Regions from separate parts of the Homo sapiens genome. Here region 1 is linked to region 2. Evidence: chromatin loops called from intact Hi-C (ENCODE). Cell type or tissue: gastrocnemius medialis. All regions are shown on one strand. Links, peaks and the distances in the headings refer to the core of each region. The heading gives the core; the rest is flanking DNA. Region 1 has its middle 44 kb from the start of LINC03034. Region 2 has its middle 8.1 kb from the start of LINC02352.

Region 1 (10,178 bases), core at 315-8,314, 68 kb before region 2:
GTCACCATAGGCGCTACAGAAGCCGGGCCTACGGGCAGGATGTGGCTTGTGTTCCCTGCAAGTTTTCCCAAATCAGTCATATATGCAATCTCGGAAAATCACAGAAATCTTTGGTGAGCTCAAGTTTAACACTCCCACCCTCCCCAAGTTAATAGGACTCGGCCTTGGAGTGTGTTTCTAGGTTTGGGCAGGGAGAAAGGGGCTGAGCCTCTTCCTCATGAAGAGAAGATGGGGAAGAAGGTGAGATTTGGGGACCAGTGTGTGGGCTGTGTGGGCCACAGTCAGCAGCTTGCAGGCCCTTCTGGTTTGTCCATTGAGAAGACACTCTGAGAGCAGGGCAGGCAGCAAATGAAAGTGTGGGCCGTTGTTCAGAAAGCAGGAAGGGTGTTTTTCTCTGCTATTTAAAATCAGCCCTGGGCTCAGGGATCCCTGTGGGGCATGTGCAGACCTCCCAGGTGCCCAGGGCTCTGTCTCATCCGTGGAGTGTCTGTGCAGGACAGCCGGGGCCTGTGGCAGGGCAGGTGGCAGCCCAGAACACCTAACAGGGGGTGTGAAGGAAGCAGGGAAAGGAGCCTTGGTGGATGCTCCATTGCCCCATTGACTTCACTTACAAAACACACATTCAAGGATAAACTCATTAAGAATCCCAAGAGCGGAACCCCAGGGCACGGCCGAAGGGGTGGCATGCGTGGGAGCCTCCCCTGCCCGTGAGGCCTTCTTCCCATCCAGGACAAACTGGCCTCCTGCTGGGGCAGGGTGGAGTGGGGACCATGCCAGGGATGGGGCACCGTTGCAGGACTGGAGGTTTGGGACAAACCTTAGCCCCAGGCGGCCCAAGGCAGCCACAGTGCAGAGCAGAGGGGAGACAGCGAGGGCTGCTGAATGCAGGGTGGGAGTGGACACCAGGCGCTCCGCCCCACACCTTCCTCACAGCCCTCATGCCCACCCCACCCACTGGACAGAGACTGGTTCACAGCCTGTTCCTCCCCAGTAATTGTCCTCTGCCTCAGGGAAGGTCCCTCCTGAGACAATGCTGCCACCAGTGGGACAATGACCCGCCAATGTTGCTGGTGCAGAGGCCCAGCCCCTTCAGGGTGCGAGGGCATCGTGAGCCTGTCTCTCTCTGTACCCCGTCCTGCCCTCCTCACTGTATGGAGCATGGGTGGTGAACCAGGGGGACTCTAGCCAGGGGAAGGGGTCCGACCAGCTGACGCAACATCCTAGTGGGTAAGGGACCTGGAGCCGGAGGACGGGGCTGCTCTGAGCACCACTCAGAAGATGATGGAGAATGACAACCAATGAAATCAAAATGGGAAAGTCAGAAGTCCTCCCTGATCTCCGGCATTTGGGGAATTTGGGGGATGGAAGTGAGAGGTGGATCACACCAAGGACATGGCGCAAAGTTACTGCTAGGTGTAGTGGAGCTCTCAGCCTCCAGGGGTGTCCCAAGCTAGGTCAGGACCTCGGTAGGGAAGGGAAGGGACCCTGAGATCTGGGACGGGGAGTCTGGGGAGGTGCAAGTGAGGACCTAGAGCTTCGGATTCCTATGTACATGCAAGGCCTGTGGAAGTGACCACTCCCCCTTAGGCAATAGTGTCCCTTCCCCCAGCCAGCTTGAAGACTGCATAATGGCCTCAAGCTGGTGGTGTCTGACAAGACAGTGCTTCCTTCAGACGCACCTCCACCATCCCTCCAGGCAGCCAGACTGATGGGAAGGGTCAAACCCCAATGCAGCCCGACTGGAGAGGACTGGACCTGCTAAGGGAGTAGAAGCCTGGTTTTGATTTTTAAAAGAATTGGAGTGAAATACATGTAACATAAAAGTTGTTATTTCTGGGTGTAGAGCTCCCTGGCAGTAAGTACACTGGCAACCGTCACCACATCCATCTCCAGAACATTTTCATCTTCCCAAACTGAAACTCTTCCCCATTCATCACTAAGTCCTCACTGCCCCCTCCCCCCTAGTCCTGGCAGCCACCATTCTATTCTCTGTCTCTGTGGATTTGGCTACTCTGGGTTCCTTATGTAAGTGGATTCATACAAGATTTGTCCTTTTGCTACTGGCTTATCTCACTCAAAGTAATGTCCTCAAGGTTCATCCAAGTTGGGTCATGGACAGGGAAGGCTTTGATGCCAAAGAAGCTGCAGGCCCAGGCTGGACCAGGAAGACCAGTAGAGTGTGCCTGGGCCTGGGCCTGAGGATGCCGGAGCACAGGATGAGGGAGAGCCTGTCAGTGTGGGCACACCCACCCTGAGGCAGAATTTCACAGCCAGCCAGGACCCCAGGAGATCTCTGATGCGGAACTTCACGGCCTGGCCTGCACCCCAGGAGACCCCTGATGTGCAATGTCACAACCCAGCCAGGACCCCAGGAGATGGTGTTACCATGTGCTAGAGTGATTCTTGGAATGCCTGGGAGGGGACAGCTCAGGACCAAAGGCTCTGAGTAAGGCTGGAAAACCCAGGAGGTCTGATGGACCCCCATACACCAAAGTGACAAAGAGCACTGGTGAGGGGGTGGCACGTGGTTGAGAAGTCAGTGGTGCTGTCCTCTGAGGGTCAGGGCTGACAGTAGAGGTTTCTAGAGGACCTTAATAGCAACAGGGATGATGACAAAGTCTCGATGGCATAGAGAACAGATGGTGCTGCTTAACCTTCAGAAGCGAGGTGGATGCAATTATCTCAGCAGATGGCCACTCCAAGTAGCATCTGGGGCCCATTGTGCAGAGAGCCGCAGAGGTGGTTCCTCAAACCCAGAGTCCACAGAGGCAAGCTGGGTAGGCAGTTAACAAGGGCATGGCTTAATTGTGCGATAAACAGTACCCAGGATGGACGACCAGGAGGCTGAGGGCAGCCACCTCCCACCCCCAAATCACAATCCTTTGGCTGGTTTCTGGCCCCAAGCCAGTCCTCAGACCCAGAACCCAGACTGAAGGAGATACCAGATCTGTGAAGACTGACCTGCAAACCCTGGCAAGTGTGGGCAGTAATGACTCCTCCAGGCCTTCCCCAAGGGGCTCCTCAGCCATGGACTTGCATTTCCATGCACAGGGGAAAGGGAGACATCCAGAAATGTGTGGGACTCTGCTGGACGCAGGATCTGAGTTGACATTGATGAGTGGAGGTCCCAGTATCTCCATGGGCCCATGGTGGGGAGGAGCATGAGGGACCAGATCCCGAGTCTGGCTCACTGTGGTCAGGGGTCACCTCTCCACCACCTGCACATATGCTTAGGATGGAGATTCCCAGCAGTCAGCAGAACCCACATGGATTCCTTCACCTGTGGGGGAAGAGCCATCAGAGCAGGAGGGCCAAGTGGAAGCCTCTGGGTCTCCCCTCCCCTGGCCAGGATAGCAAATCAAAAATGGTATCACATGGCAGGGGGGAAGTGGCAGAGATTAATGCCACCCTCAAAAAGTTCAGTAGTTCAGGGGTGGTGGTCCCTGTCATATCCCCATTTAATTTACAAGCCTAGTTTCTACAAAAACCAGATACGTGGTATCAGTGGCAGTGGACCATCCAAACTGAAGCAAGTACTGCCCATTGCAGCTGAGGCATCAGAAGCAGTGTCTAGGGTAGAGCAGAAGAATGAAGCTCAGGGGCGTGGCATGAACCCATCCATCTGGGACTGTCGTCCTTTCCATTCCCATAAGAAGGGGACCAGGAGCAATTTGTATTCCTGTTGGGTGGACAACAACACACCGTTATCCAGGGGAGCCCAGACCATCTGGTCATTCTATGAATGGATGATTCATGTCTATTGGGTTCTACCCGCAGATGGCTTGTCCTCCAGGCTCACCACACAATGATGTGGTGGTTCTTTGGCAAGTCCAAAAAATAAAATAAAAATCACTCATGCCATGGTCACGGTGGGAGCCAGCTGAGGGGTGACGCGTCCAGCTGGCCTGCTCCCTAGAGTCAGGGGCAGGAGGCCAGCCCCAGGTTGGGGGAACCTGGCAAAGGAAGGGGTGCTGGAGAGTGTCACCATGCATGTCAGAGGACAGGGAACCCGGAGCGGGGTGGGGTTCGTGTCTGACATGGGAGCAGGGCAGGCACTGTTCCAGGCCTAGGAGATGGGATCACTTTAGGGAACAACTGGGCAGATGCTGGAGGGTCTCCAAGACAGGCTGGGGTAATGGAGCATTGTGCACAATAGCCTGGCAGAGCTCCCACAGCCCGTGTGGCCACTCTGCGATCCAATCAGAAATGGCCCCTCTCCTGTAGAATGAAGGGCAGGACTCTGGGTGGGACTCAACCTGCACAGCAGCACCCAGAGCCCGTGCCAAGTACCCAAGAGCTGACAGGCAACCGGGGCATGGCCTGGAGACTGCAGCTGACCGTGAGGCTTGCATTCCTCCAGCCCCTCTGCTGCCAGCCCAGCTTTGCGTCTTCTGCCTTATAAGTGTCCAGGCATGAGCCACTGTCCCTCTCCTCTACAGTTCCTCATGTGCTAACCGCAAGTGGAGCAAATGCTATGGATGGGCTGGCCGCACACCCTCAGACACACAGGTGGGCTCTCCTGCCCCGTACTCAATCCTCTCCTTCATTCTACTCTGTGAGCAGCTCAGGGCAGCAGAGCAGTCGGTTCCAACCAGGCCTCTGGGATCCTCCTTCTACCGTGGGGACTTATCCCGCCATTGCTCCTTCCAAAGGGGAATTCCAGAGCCAGATAGCAGGATAATAAAAATGCTTCCACTTTTTCCTTTGGGAACCAACCGAGAGCAGGGAAGGAGCCTGTGGCGCTGTGAACTGGCCAGTGGGCAGAAGCACAAGTCCATTCTCCCTGCATCTACATCCAGCCAATCACCACCCCTAGGCCTCATGGTCTCTGAGAAGTGACAGTAATGAGGCCGACAGGCTCCTCCACCTTCCCCAACAGATGCATCATCCCCTTCTCCAGCTGTTCTGGGAGCTCAGGAAATGCCCCTTCCTGTGGGGCCCCTGGCTGGAGCCCTGCCTGAAGAAAGGAGCAGTGCTTTTGCCTCTGGCCCACGAGGGTGCTCAGAAAGGGCCTCACATGCTCAAGGCTGGGTTAGGATCTGCTGGAGCCTCACAGACACCAGGAACCAAGGGACACCCAGCAGGGGTGAATGAGGGCAGCTCCCAAGCCCTTAACAGCTGCCCTGCAAGTAGAGGACTGCAGGCTCTCGCAACCCTTGACTGTGCCGCGCACCCAGGACACTATTCTGTTGTTTGTTTTCAAAGGAGATCTTACTGAGATTGTGAATAAAGATTATGAGAACAAATAGAGCCATGTTTCCTCAACATCAGCTGTTGCCCTTTCACGTGTTGGTGCGAAGTTTATTTGTCCAAAAGGTTTAGGAGGCTAAGCCATGCTTCTTTTTTCTTTTCTTTTCTTTTTTTTTTTTGAGAGAGTCTTGCTCTGTTGCCCAGGCTGGAGTGCAGTGGCACGATCTCGGCTCACTGCAAGCTCCGCCTCCTGGGTTCACGCCATTCTCCTGCCTCAGCCTCCTGAGTAGCTGGGACTACAGGCGCCTGCCACCACGCCCGGCTAATTTTTTGTATTTTTTTTTTTTTAGTAGAGATGGAGTTTCACCATGTTGGCCAGGATGGTCTCGATCTCCTGACCTTGTGATCCGCCCGCCTCGGCCTCCCAAAGTGCTGGGATTACGCGTGAGCCACCGCGCCCGGCCCATGCTGTTTTCTTGACTGTGCCCCAGAAACTTAAGACACACAGTAGGTCGCATCCAAGAGAGAACATCCGGGTCACCTGTGTGCCTAAGCAGCCCTAAGAACAGGGCTCTGTGCAGAAGGAGGAAGATGCCTGGGTGAGAGACACCGCATACATGCAAGGTTTCTGTCAAGAGGCTCCCCTGGCCTGGATGGCCCTGGGGGTGAAATTAGTGTCTTTAGGGAGAGTTGCAGAGCCTTTGAGGCTGCCCAAAGGACGGAAGTGCAGCCCATGGCTGTGGCGGGGGAGGGCAACACTTGTAACAGAGAACAGTGCCTCACTCAGGCCTGCCAATCCACACGTGGGTGGAGGGTCCTCTTTCCCTTTGAGACTGTAGGCTTCAGGGTCATGGGGTCCCCCTTCGCTCACCTCTCCTCTGAGGAGTGCATTGGTGCATATTTGAATCCCGTCAGGCCTGAGAGGCAGTTCCTGGCCCCACGGAAGCTCCGGATGGCAGCCTGGTCAACCGCATGGCATCTGGGGGATACGACTCATGTCCAAATCCCTGTTCCACTGCCTGCTGGCCTCATCCTCTGAGAGGATCGGGTCACTTCTGTAAATGGAAGTTTCCAGATTTATAAGATGGGAGTAAAATCACACCTACTGCCCCCAGGGTTTTGTGAAGATGAAGCCGGGTAACAAAGGTGAAGCTCTTGGCCTGGTATTGGCCACTGTGCAGGAGGCAGGAGACGCTGTTTGCGTGTCGTGGCCCAGGTCGGAGAGGGGCTGCAGTCTCCAATTCCAGCTAGAGTGTAGCAGGATGAGCCGTAGACAAAAGCCCTCAGACACCCGGTTAAGGAAGGATTTGGCTTTATTTGGCCGGGAACTTCGGCAGACTCACGTCTCAAGAAGGGCTTACAAATCTAAGGGGTTCCACGTGAAAGGGTCATGATAGATTGAGAGCACATCTGGTTAGAGTGGGGGCGGCGTTAATCTTTTAACCTCAGGCCTGGTCACCAGTGGCACCGGCTGGTCTTGCCACTGACTTCATTCCTGTTGTTTTTCAACTTTTACTTCCTCCTTCCCTTCAGAGACCGGAGACAGTAAAATAAATGGCCTCTCTCCTCAGGAGGACGTGGTCAGAAGTGGCTCAGGCCCAGGCAGGCCTCCGCAGAGGGCCTGGATTTTAAGGACCATCTGATGAAGCTCTCAACCTGTTCCCTGGAGCAGATGGAGCTCCCAGGGCTGCCGGCAGAAGGACACAATTCATCCAGCCTGGTTCTGAACCCAAAATAGCCATCCTGCTTAGGGCAGAGCAGCTTGCCCACTATCCTCCACGGGTGCAGGTTCCTTGGCCCAAGCTAAGCTCCATCTCCCACAGGAGGCTTGGAGCTCCTCCACCTGTGGGGGCAGGGCCACGGCGGGGGCCTTGGGGCTTCTTTGGAAACTACCAGGGTGAGGCAGGTGTCAAGGGCAAGGAGGTGGGAGGCCCCAGGAGCAGGATGCACAGGATCTGGGCCCGCCCACACCTGAGCCCGGCCACACCCACCTGGATCCTGTCCGGCTTCTACCAAAGGCCACTCCTTGCCTTGCATTGTGGTCTATTTTTTTCTTTTAATTGTCAATGACAGACCAGTCTTCTGCAGAGGCTTCCTGAAGGGCCTTTAAATTTCCAAGTCCAAACTCCTCAGCCTGGCAGCCAGACCTGCCTGGCCTCTGCCAAACTGTCACCTGCAGCCCCTGGAATGAAAAGCGTGAGTCTCCCTTTCCCCCTGCTCCATGCTGGCCAGGCTCTGTGTGGAAAGCCCACCTGCTCCTCCACCGCACAGCCCAGTGGGTTCAGAACTTCTGCTCATGCCAGGCTCCTGCAAACAGAATGGGAATCATTGACGCAACCCAAGCCTTTTGGGCCATGCCTCCCCCCCGGTGGAGTCCCCACCAGGGCCATATGCCATTTCGTCCTCCAATCTGGGCTTGGTGTTTTTATTAGCTCCATTTTACGATTGAGGTTTTCGAAGCCAAAGACAAAAAGGCTGGCTCTGGGACTGAAACCTTGGGCCACGCAGAGCCTTTCCGGTGGCCTAGGATCCCCTGAGGTGTCCATCATGTCCTTTTGTACCAGGCTGGCCCAGATTCCACTTGGGCCTCCTGACCAAGCTTTGCAAACAGGGATCAGCATGCCTGCATTCATCACTCACTGCCAGACACTGGGCTGGGGCTGGGGAGGCAGAGATGGGCAGCTGAGGTCCTCCACCCCTGTTGGGAGCTGAAGGCCTCCACGTGGCAGAGGCAGAACCACTGGGCAGAGAGCCAGGGCAAGGGGCTCCAGAGAAGACACCGTCACCTCCCGGCATGACAGAGACCACAGCCAGCACACAGTAGGCACCTTAATATCCACAGAGCAGATCAGCACCAGGGATGCATGCCCAGGCCTCAGCCCATGTGGCCCCAGAGAGTGAAGTGTCAAGCCCTGGTCTAGAACCTTCTTTCCTGCATCCCTTCCACGACCCCACAGCCTGAGCCTCAGCACCAGCTCTGCCCACGGGGATGTCTCAAACTCCGCCTGCTGGGTGCTTTCTGAGGTCACGTTTGGCCTCTACATCACTACAGTAAACATCAGCCTGAACCATGCTCCAGCCGTGGCTAAGTTGTAAGTCGATTTTATCTGCAGCCTGCTATCCCAAGGGCCTCTGGGTTCTTAAATCTGGCTGCATCAACTCCCAAGACTTAACTGGTCTTAGTGTCTTCTGAGGAGAAAGAAACTGCTTCCTGCCTCCCCACATTGGAACCCGGCCCCAAGAGGAGTCACTCAGTCAATATCCACCTTGGAGCTTCACACCACCATCATGTGGGGGCCCAGATATGGGAGAAGTCCCTGCGAGGTCGCAGCGCTTAGACTCATACTTGTGCTTTCCAGAGTCCCCCTGGCCGGTTCTGACTATGTGAATTCTGCTGTGCACAGGGGGATGCAACCACAAATGGCTTGTACTGCTGGAAGGATGGGAGCATTTCAAAGTAAAAATAAGAGCCATTGAGTTAAGTTGGCAGCTTCTGTGCCAGAGTACTCTGTTGGCCCTCAGCTCCATGCCTGCCCACCCTGCTCTCCTTAGTAGTCAAGGGGCTAGAAGCCTGAAAACTACATTTCCCAGGCTCCCTTGCAACTGGTTTCTGGTTAAGTGCTGCCAATGGGAAGTGGACGGGTGGGAGATAGGAGGAAGCCACTTTGCTCCTGGCTGTAGCTCCAATGGTGGCAGTGGGGTGATTGCTCCTGCAGTGACAATGGGAGTGGCCCCAGCAGCATTAGTAACAGAGGCAATGGGGATAAGAGGCTGGGCATCAGGGTGGCCCCTTCTCTGGGACACAGTTGGTGTCTGCAGAAGCTCAATACAGGCGCAGAGCAGGAGCAGCCTCAGATCTCTGTGTAACACCCTCTTGGCCCATTTGCTCCTCCAGCTTTTACAACATCTTTGTCATCGATTCCAGCACTAAATACCCTCTGCTTAAAATGCCTGGGATAGTTTCTGTTTTCCTGGCTAGAAGTTAACTGATTATAGAGTTGTTTGCCAATTAGATGTTTCCAGGTCTGGGCATTAAACCCCCTAGGCATTAAACTCCCCTGATTCTTCCAGAGGCCACCGTATCCTGGGCCCTTCCTCTTTCCTATCCCTCCTGGACTTGCACCCAAAGCCCTCCCCTCTCACCCCAGTTGGAATCACTTTCCCTTAGCCCACGCTTTACCCTTCTTGAAGCACAGACTCCTGCCATCCTGGGGGCCCTGGTCAGTGGGGAGGAACACACAATGCTTCAGGACCTTCTAGGACAGTTTCCCTGAGCCATTCTGGGCCTGAGGCCTCCATGTTTACACCTTTTCAGCTTCCTGTGGACCCCAGGGATCTCTTGGCTTCTACATGGAGGGAGCTGCTGTCATTCCAATCCTTTTCCCTAGGAGCTCGGGGCCCTAGCTTCTAGGGAACACTACTTCCATTCCCCTGCTCACTCTCTTTCTCTTTCCCCAGCTCACTCTTCTCCCTCACAGCTTATTTCTGATGATAATATCCAAAAAACAAGATCACGATGTGGTCCCGAAAGCTGCCACATCATCCTTACTAATGATAGCATTCTCTGGAAGATGACATTCACTGGGGTTCAGAGGACATATTGCTGAACCACCCCAAACAGTGATCTATTATTTCTCATGATTCTCTTGGCTACTATCATCCCATGGCATTGACTAGAGTCACATTTTTGGCTGTGCTCACTTGGCTACCAGTCTGTGTTGGAAGGTCCCCAAAGCCTTCCCTCACCTGCTTAGTGCCTTAGTGGTCCTCCACATCACCTTTCTATGTGGTTAGCTTGGGATTCCTCACAGCCTGGTGGCCCCAAGGCAATATGACTTCTTACATGGTGTAGAAACATGGGTTTGTGTGCCCTGCAGAGCTGAAGGAGAGGGCAGGACTTCAGGAAAATGGTGAAAAGGTTCAGGACTTCTCGAGAAACCATGACCCAGCATCAGGGCCCAGACTGCATTCTTTGGGGGCCCATCCAA
Region 2 (9,859 bases), core at 1,860-9,859:
TGTCCTGACACACTATAACACAGCCCTGATTGGTTATCTACGAACCTTTCAAAACAGAACAGGCGTTTGGTGCCAAACAGGGCAGGGTGTGGAAAGGAGGGATTCCCTGCCTGTCCTTTTATGTAATGTAATGCACATACATGGCAGAACAAATATTTCTTCCCTAAACACTACATAAACAGTATATCCCACAAATGATCATCATTTGTCATGAACGGTCTCATCATATTCTAATGTCTTAGGGCTGCTACCAGGCTTTTCTCAAGCAACAGAAGAAATTATTCCTACTCGTATTGCTTCTTTTTTCCAACTTCCCTGCCTATGAGCATGGGGGGGAATAGAAAGGGCTTGGCCCAGGAGCCAGCGGGGAAGCTCTAGTTCAGCAATGAACTCTGCTGTGACTTGGCTGTGTTACATCACAGGACTCACTTTCCTTCTTTGGGTTTCGATTGCTTTATCTGTCAGTGGGCAGAAGAGTAATTCCTCTTCCCTTCCTCTCTCCCCTTCTCTCCCTCCCTTCCTTCCTTTCTTTCTCTTTATTTCTTCCTTTCTTTCTCTTCTTTCTTTTTCTCTCTTTCTTTCTTTTCTTTCTTTCCTTCTCCTTCCTTCCTTCCTCCCTCCCTCCCTGTCTTCCCTCCCTCCCTCCCTTTCTCTCTCTTTTTCTCTCTCCTTCTCTCCTTTCTCTCTCTCTTTCTCTCTTTCTTTCTTTCTACAAGATCTTGCTCTGTCACCCAGGCTGGAGTACAGCAGCGTGATCACGGCTCACTGCAGCCTCAACCTCCAGGGCTCAAGCGATCCTCCCACCTCAGCCACTCAAGTAGCTGGTACTACAGGCGTGAACCACCATGCCTGGCTAATTTTTTGTATTTTTAGTAGACACAGGGATTTGCCATGTTGGCCAGGCTGGTGTCGAATTCCTGGCCTCAAGTGATCTGCCTGCCTTGGCCTCCTGAAGTGTTGGGATTACAGGCATGAGCTACCACACCCAGCCTGTTTTATCTTTTCATTATGGAAATTTTCCCTCTCAAACAAAACCAAAGGCAGAGAGAGTTGTAAAATTAGCCCTCCCATACTCCTCACCAGCTTCAACAATTATCAGCAAATAATCAATCTTGTTTCGTGTGTGTGTATTTCCACTCACTTTACCCCTGGCTTTATTTTAAGCAAATCCCCAGACATCTGTAGTTTCATTTGTACATATTACAGAATTACATTTCTTATCTAGTGGCTTTGTCTAGTGGCTTGAAATAGCAATCATTTATTGGATCGTAATTCTGTGGGTCAACAATTTGGGCTGGGATCAGCAGGATGGTTCTTCTGTTGGTTTTGTCTGGGCTCTGCCATTTGGATGCAGTCAGCTGGTGACTTGGTTGGAGCTGGACAGTCTTTGATGGCCTCACTCACATGTTTGGGTAGTTAGCTAAGGTGCCTCAGTTCTCCAAGTGGCCTCTCCAGCAGGCTAGCTTCGGCAAGCTTTCATGGTGGCAGCTTTCCGAGAGAGGGCAAGCCCAAATGTGCAAGCACTTTTCAAGTCTCTGCCTGCATCATGTTTGCTAATATCCTATTAGCCAAAACAAGTCACATAACCAAGCCCAGCATTAATGTGGGAAGGAGAATCATAAGGGCATAGAAATGAGGAGTAATCCACTGGGGGCCATTACTGTAGCAATGTATCAAGAGAATATGCTTCTAAAATATAAAAACTCCCTCCCATACACCCTTTTTAAAAACATAACCACAATTCCATTATCACAGCATACTAAATTAACCATAAATCTTTAAATATTGACAATATCCACTTGGTGTTTACATTTCCCTAATTGACACATAAATGTTTCTGTTTTGTTATTTTTTATAGTTGTTTGAATCAGGGTTCAAATAAACCTACACACTGCATTTGGATATGTCCCTTAAGTCTCTTTAAATCTACAGATCCTCTGTTCTCTCTCTCTATTATTTTATTTTATTGTTTTTGAGACAGGGTCTCACTCTGTTGCCCAGGCTGGAGTGCAGTGGTGAGATTTAAGCTCATTGCAACCTCCACCTCCTGGATTCAAGCAGTGCTCTAGCCTCAGCCTCCTGAGTAGCTGGAACTACAGGCATGCACCACTATGTCAGGCTAATTTTTATTTTTTTTATTAGAGACAGGGTTTTGTCATGTTGGCTAGGCTGGTCTTGAACTCCTGACCTCAGGTGATCTGCCTACCTCAGCCTCCCAAAGTGCTGGGATTACAGGCGTGAACCACCTCACCCGGGCCTCTCTCTCTTTTGAATGTTATGGTACTTTATTGAAGAACCTAGGTTGTTTTTCCTGAAGAATGTCTCACATTCTGGATTATGTTGTTTGCACCCCCGTTTCTGTTTAACATGTTCTTCCATCTCTGCATTTCCTGATATATTTAGGGGATTAGATGTGGAGGACCCATCAGATTTCAGTGTAGGTTTTTGGAAATGTTTCATAGATGATGTTAGGCATTTCCACCAGCACACACATAATGTCTGGTTGTATCTCTTTTAGTGATGGTAGGATATACTATAGGGTTCGGGTGTTTTCAGCCTGACCCATCAGCTTTTTTTTTTTTTTTTTTTTTTTTTTTTTGAGATGGAATCTCACTGTGTCACCCAGGCTGGAATGCAATCGCATGATTTTGGCTCACTGCAACCTCCGCCTCCAGATTCATGTGATTCTCCTGCCTCAGCCTCCCAAGTAGCTGGGATTACAGGCACCTGCCACCATACCCAGCTAATTTTTGTATTTTTAGTAGAGATGGGGTTTCATCATGTTGGTCAGGCTGGTCTTGAACTCCTGACCTCAGGTGATCCACCCGCCTCAGCCTCCCAAAGTGCTGGGATTACAGGCTTGAGCCACCGCGCCCGGCCGACCCATCAGCTTTTTGTTGAGGGGTTTTAGCCCTTGATAATCATGACCTTCATCCGATATTCCAGTGGGGAATTCAATGTGGAATTTTCTAATTCTATCATTCCTCTGCATGGATTAGCTCATCCACAGTTTGGCTCTCCTGGGGTACTGTTTATATACAAAAGGCAAGAAAAGTCCCCATTCTTCCCCGTTATATACCAGTTTTCAGAAAATATTTTGACTTTCCAGCATTCTCCAAAAGTGATCAATTAAGATTGCTTCCTTTTGTTTCGTTTGAGCATTATGATGAAGCCATATTTGGTTTTGGTTTTCTTTTGTTTTCACATTTGAAATGTTTCTGAATACTTCAGGTTTTATTCTTTTTAATGTTCAAACTCTCCCATCTTTGGCCAATGAGGCTCTTCAAGCTGGCTCTTGAGTCCTTTTTACTCACTCTAAGGAGTCTTTCCAAGGCTCACGTTGTCCATTTCTTGCCCTGCACTGGGAGTTAGTTAGGCATTTCTCTGAGAGCATGGCTTCTTTCAGTGGAAAATGCAATTTAGAGACCACAGTCTGGGCACTGGGTGGGGTTGGAGGGTTGAGGAGAGTTATTTGTGACTAAATTAGTCATTGTTTCTATGTCTTGGAGAATTACAGCTTCAGAACTAACAGAATAATAATTTCAGGACAATAATATGAAAATTAGTACCAACAATGTGATTACTAAAGACAGTTTAAGATTTTTTGGTCTTTGCAGTTCTTTTTGCCCTTAGGATACATCTCACTAGGGATGAAGCACCCAATTACACAAAGCCTTGTGTTAAAGGGCCCTGGAAACCATTTTTCTCCGTGGGTTAAGCTACCAAGTAGATTCATACCTTTATGTCTGTCATGTTACTTTTGACCTTGAAATTGCTTTCTTTTTCCTTTTGGCTTAATTTTGTTTTATAGTTATGTAAAACATTTACATGATTTCAAAGTCCAATCTATAAGACAAAGTGTGATCAGAGGAACCTGGCTTCTATCCCAGGCCCCCACGCTTCCCTACTCCCCTTTTCTGTACCCTCCTTTTCTCACTTGAAACTGCATTGCAAGAGCACTTCCTTAGGCATCAGGAGCACTTCTTTCTTACGGACATCCAGTGGTCTGTTGTGGGGATCACCAGGGTGGGAAGAGGAGTGTCCACATTGTGCGTTGCTACCCACCATGGGTTTGAAATTGTTTTAATGGTGCTTAAAGTGTAAATGAAATAGAATAAAAGAGTAAGTATTGTTTGTGTGTAACCATTGTTTAGTTTTATATACCTGTGTATGTACTTTTTTTTTTTTTTTAACAGAGTTTTGCTCTGTCGCCCAGGCTGGAGTGCAGTGGCGTGATCTTGGCTCACTGCAACCTCTGCCTCCTGGGTTCAAGCGATTCTCCTGCCTCAGCCTCCTGAGTAGCTGGGATTACAGGCATGAGCCACCAGGCCCAGCTAATTTTGTATTTTTAGTAGAGATGGGGTTTCACCATGTTGGTCAGGCTGGTCTCAAACTCCTGACCTTAGATGATCCACCTGCCTCGGCCTCCCAAAGTGCTGGGATTATAGGCGTGAGCCACCATGCCCGGTGTATGTACTCTTTTACAGTGCATCTTGATGTGTTTTGTGCTGCTATAACATAATAATATCACAGGTGGGGTTACTTATTTATTTATTCATTGAGACAGAGTCTCGCTCTGTTGCCCAGGTTGGAATGCAATGGTGCAATCTCAGTTAACTGCAACCTCCGCCTCCTGGAGGTTCAAGCACTTCTCCTGCCTCAGCCTCCTGAGTAGCTGGGACAACAGGCATCTGCCACCAGGCCCAGCTAATTTTGTATTTTTAGTAGAGACAGGGTTTCACCATGTTGGTCAGGCTGGTCTCAAACTCCTGACCTCAGGTAATCTGCCTGCCTCAGCCTCCAGAAGTGCTGGGATTACAGGCATGAGCCACTGCACCCAGCCTGGTGGGGTAATTTGTAATGAACAAAAATTTATTGGCTCATGATTCTGGAGGCTGGGAAGTCCAAGATCAAAGGACTGACATCTGGTGAGGGCCTTCTTGCTGCATCACCCCCTAGAGGAAGGGCAAAGAAAGAGCCAGAATGAGAGCAAGGACTGAACTCCTCCTTTCTGTGGCATTTAATCCATTTATAAGAGCAAAGTCCTCATGACCTAATCACCCCTCAATGGTCCCACTTCTTAATACTGTTACAATGGCAATGAAATTTCAACATGAGTTTTGGAGGAGACATTCGAACCATAGCATAGTGCAATCTATTTGTTCGTCATCAAAAAAACTTGACAAACCCTGGATTAGTTAATTCTGAAGGTTCCTTTGGCACCAAGATTCTGTAATTCTGCCTGCTGTTTAGAGAATCATGCCCTAGGCTTCCTGGGACAAGCCCACCTTTTCCTTTGATAGATTTCTCAGGCATCAGCAGCTAACCTCTCCTGGCATTCACCTGTCTCTAAGGCAGGTGACAGTGGAAGTCAGAAGATCTAAACAGTGCCACTCTCTGCTGTGGTAGGTTCTCTGTGGTCTGGGGTTTGATCTTAGCATCTAGGTCTATATGCTTCCGGAAGCTCCCTCATCTTCTGCTGACTTGCAGGTGCTGCTGGAGATACTATCTGAGCATCCCCAAAGAGCCTTGGGAGCCATCCAGGTCCACACTCAGAAACCCACCCAGAGCTGGGGCAGTGACCTCCGTGTCCTATGGACCAGCTTGAGATATTTTCAAGATTCCCCAGGGTTACGCTGACTGGGCCAAATCCTTTGTAGAGGCTTAGTCTTTCCATGGGAATGGTTTGTACCTGGAGCCTACGAAACATGACACTGAGGGTTACCTGTTTCCACACCATTGCCTTTTTCTTTAATGATGTGTGCCCAGGACGCCCGGGGAATCGGGATTGGCTTGGTGTTGGGCTTTCCTGTGACTGGCTCAGGGTGGGCATGTGATGCAGTGAGCAGGAAGGGGAGTGTTACAGTGAGAGCTTTTCCAGGTGGTGAGGAAAAAGCACACTTTCCCTCCTGCTGGGGCCCTGTGCGGTGTGAAGTGCTGGGGGTGGGAGCAGCCCTCCGTGATTTATGAGGGAGAAACCCCAAACCCCAGACATGCTGAATAGGCCCGGCAGCCCGTGGGAGCATTCCTGAGCCTTGGCAAAGGGGCGTCCCTCAGAGTCATTATCACAGATACCACTGATGACCAGACATTCTGTGGCTTGCAGTCAGTGGCATCCTGTCAGAGAGGATCACGCTCTTCCTTTGAGGTCCACGGGAAGGGACCATGCTGGGGGTACCTTATAGGCCCCTCACTGTTTGGAGTTCTGGAGCTCCAAGAATCAAGGAATTTGGTTCTTGCCCTGCACAAATGTGAAGCGAGGATGCCCCCTTGGCATTGCCATGCCCATTGCAACGGGAATGAGAGAGGGCAGGGCAGGCTGCTCATTTTGTAATTGGCAAAGGGAGGGGGCTTTTTATAATAGAAACTAGGGCAGTTTTGACAGTCCCACGGACCCCCTTGCTTTGGTGTGAGCAGCCACACCCTGTTGTGATTTTATTGTCATCATACTGTCACTTGATCAGCTCCTTTAAGGCTTCGCTGACTTTTATTCTCTTAGATACTGTTGTTTGTGCAATAAGACTCTGAAGTCTTTGCAAGCAAGTTAAATTGAGATACACCAATTTCTTGCATGCAGTATAGGAATTATTCTCTAAAATGCAAATGTAGTATATTAGTTCTTAATGGCTAGGTGTGGATCCAAGTTTTGTGAGGTCTGGAGATTATACAGTCATAAGACTCCTTTAAGAATTAAAAATTTGGAAAATAAAAAATTAGGTATAAAAGCAAATATTTAGAATGAGAAAATAATAAACCTTACAAATTTTAAAGAGCTGAAAACCATCACAAACATCATAAAGTACAGAAATATAACATAACATCTTTTTATAGCTAACTGCCTGACATAATTATATAATACGTGTTTTCCTACATTTTTGGCTACAAATTCTTTAGTCATCCTTTATATGGCAGGTTTTTTTGGTCATATTTCCTATACAACACATAAAAGGGTAATTTAATCTTTTATCTGGCACAGGGGGCCAGAAGCTTCTTCTGTAAAGGACCAAAGCAAATATTTCAGGCTTTGGGGACCAAGCCTATGTATTAAGTACCCATATCCGCCATTGTAGCAGGAAAGTGGCCATAGACAATTTGTAAATGAATGAGCATGGCTGTGTTCCAACAAAACTGTATTTACAAAAACAAGTGACAGCCTCCAGGACGTAGTTCAATTGATAGTCTAGCATCAAAATAATAAATTTAATTAAAAGTTTAGAAAACTTTCAGCTTCACAATCCATTATTAGTAATATCATGTACATTTTTAAGACTCAAATTTGGGACCTTTTCTTTTCTTTTTTGAGACAGAGTCTCACTCTGTCACCCAGGCTGGAGTGCAGTGGCACTATCTCAGCTCACTGCAAGCTCCACCTTCTGGGTTTACGCCATTCTCCTGCCTCAGCCTCCCAAGTAGCTGGGACTACAGGTGCCTGCCACCACGCCCAGCTAATTTTTTGTATTTTTAGTAGAGACGGGGTTTCACCGTGTTAGCCCGGATGGTCTCAATCTCCTGACCTTGTGATCCGCCCTCCTCGGCCTCCCTAAGTGCTGGGATTACAGGTGTGAGCCACTGCACCTGGCTGGGACCTTTTCTAATATGTTTTTTTCTCTATATGAGCTGTAAGGTTTCCAGGCATTTTCAGGTTTTCTTGTACAGAGATTCATCTTAATTAAACACACTTTGAAGTGATAATGCCTCTTAATCCGTTTGTCACTGTTATCTGCATTTCACTGCTTTGGTGGCAGTTTTGCATGCTTTTAACTGGAGCCATCAGACATCAGGACCAGATGTATCTGAGACACTAAAACATAATGTGATAAGATGAAATGTATGAAGAACACAACTGCACACACAAATGCTTTTGCTGTGGTAGTGCTACAAGTTTATGCCCCACAAACAGAAATTCTGACAAACCCTACTTCTTTTGATTACCAGCAGCAGACCTGGCTTGGAGGGAGGGTGGCTGACAGGAGGCAGAAGTCATGGTGGACACTACCTTGTGTGACTGAGATCCTTGCTTACCTACTCCATCTGGCCCAAGGGCTCATGCAGGAAGGCTCAAGGCATCTGCTCTGAGCCTCACAGCCTTGGCCATCAACCCAGCCCTGAGCTCCCACTTGCCCTGACTGGCTGGGCAGCCCTTCCCCGCTGCCCACCTGGAAGGAGCCACCAGGGACACAATGCCAGCTCCCTGTCCTGCTCCTTCTCGTCCACTCAGAGGGGTGGAAAGAGGATCCTACAGCGGCAAGCCCCCCACAAATCACCAGTCAGGGGTTCAAGTCCCCACTTGTGAATATCACAGGGAGAGTGGCCCAGCAGACCCCTGAGTGGCATCGTCATCAAGGGTTGGAGGATCCCAGGTTAGCAGCAGTGGGAGGGAGACCAGCGAGTGCCAACAACCCAGCGTGAAGAGCACAACTCACTTGCTACACTGGCAAACCCTTGGATGAGCCCACAGTTCCTTCCAACAAGTCCGGTTTTCCCCAAACACCTTTCTGATGCATACTGTAGGATGATTTATCCTCCTTAGTGAACTTGACATAGACGACACCGTGTGATGGTTAACGTCAGGTGTCCATTTGGCTGGATTAAAGAATACCTAGAGAACTGGTTAAGCATTATTTTGGGGCATGCCTGTGAGGGTGTTTGCAGAGGAGATTGGCATGAGTTTGAGTGGACGAGGGGGGGAAGATCTGCCCTCGATGTGTGTGGGTGCCATCCAATTGGATGAAGGCCCGAATAGAACAAACAGAAAAGATAAATTGGTTGCTGTCTCTCCTAGAGCTGGAATACACTGTTCTCCTGCCCTTGGACATAAAAACTCAAGGCTTTCCTGACGTAGGACTCCAGGACTTACACCAGCAGCCCACCAAGGTTCTTAGGTCTTCAGATTTGCACTGAGCCACGCCACTAGCGTCCCAGGGTCTCCAGCATGTCGATGGTCTGTCATGGGACTTCTTAGCCTCCATAATTGTGTGAGCCAATTCCCCTAATACATTCTGTCTCTTTTTTCTACAGATCTACGTCTATATATCTATATTCCATTAGCCCTGTCTCTCTGGAGAACCCTGACTAGTACAGAGAGGATCACGAGTAAGCAAGCAGGGCACTGACCTTGGATGGGCCACTTGACCTCACAGGGGTCTGGTTTTCTGGAGACAAACAGTGAGTGCCCTCTCCGCTGTGTTAGGGTGACGCTGAGACAATAGGCAGGGAAGCCTACATCCCCCTTGGCCTTTGCCTCGGTTTGAATGGCACCATAGGGCCATTTCCATGTCCCTGCTTCCTGAATCTGAGTCCTCTCCATCCCTGCAAGGGATGCTCCATTCCCCAGACTCCAGCGAAAACCCACTGAGGCAGAAAAGCTCATTGCCCAGCAGATCCCTCGAGTCTGCTGATCTTCCATCTGTTTCGTGGGGAACAGGGGTGGAGGTGGGCAATGAAAGAGTATCCTTTCTCTCACCCATGCCCAGCCCATATTTTGGGGTCCCGAGCCAGAGGAAGGTGGGGTTGCATCCCCCTAAGGCCTGCGCCAGCATTCAGAACACAGGGTTCTCAGTGTGCAGCCTCAGTCTATGGCAGCCCCTGACAAATAGCAGGGCTTTCTGTCTGTGCAGCTGTCTGCCTTACAGAGAGCTGTTTTCTGCCACATCAAAGGCTGGGGAGAACCCGGGCATGTCAAAGGTTTGGGAGAACCCAGGCATGGCTGCTTTCTCTCCCTCCTTCTGTCCTGCCTAGCCACACAGTGATGGAGAGAACCTCGTGACAGAGCCTTGCCCAGGTGCACGTGGGGCGGAGTTCATCACAGCGCTGGCTGGTTTGTTGAAAAGGAGGCCCGGCGGCTGTTCACTGTCTTGAC

Evidence for each region. Peaks named below come from ENCODE experiments on the same cell type or tissue, not always from the same donor. Only the 100,000 strongest peaks of a DNase experiment are listed, where the experiment ranks them.
Region 1: a loop joins it to region 2, with 2.6 times the contacts of the local background. A loop is called at or near these places in 26 of 110 quality-filtered maps.

Annotation. Positions count from the first base shown.
Region 1 is chr15:31,269,630-31,279,807 of GRCh38, reverse strand. No RefSeq gene overlaps it. Among named protein-coding and RNA genes, the nearest start is that of LINC03034, 44 kb to the right of the region's middle. RefSeq lists enhancers at 312-812, 813-1,313. In gastrocnemius medialis, for the core only: no CTCF peak of the experiment used is centred there; a DNase peak (open chromatin) is centred at 4,137.
Region 2 is chr15:31,203,004-31,212,862 of GRCh38, reverse strand. No RefSeq gene overlaps it. Among named protein-coding and RNA genes, the nearest start is that of LINC02352, 8.1 kb to the left of the region's middle. In gastrocnemius medialis, for the core only: no CTCF peak of the experiment used is centred there; no DNase peak of the experiment used is centred there.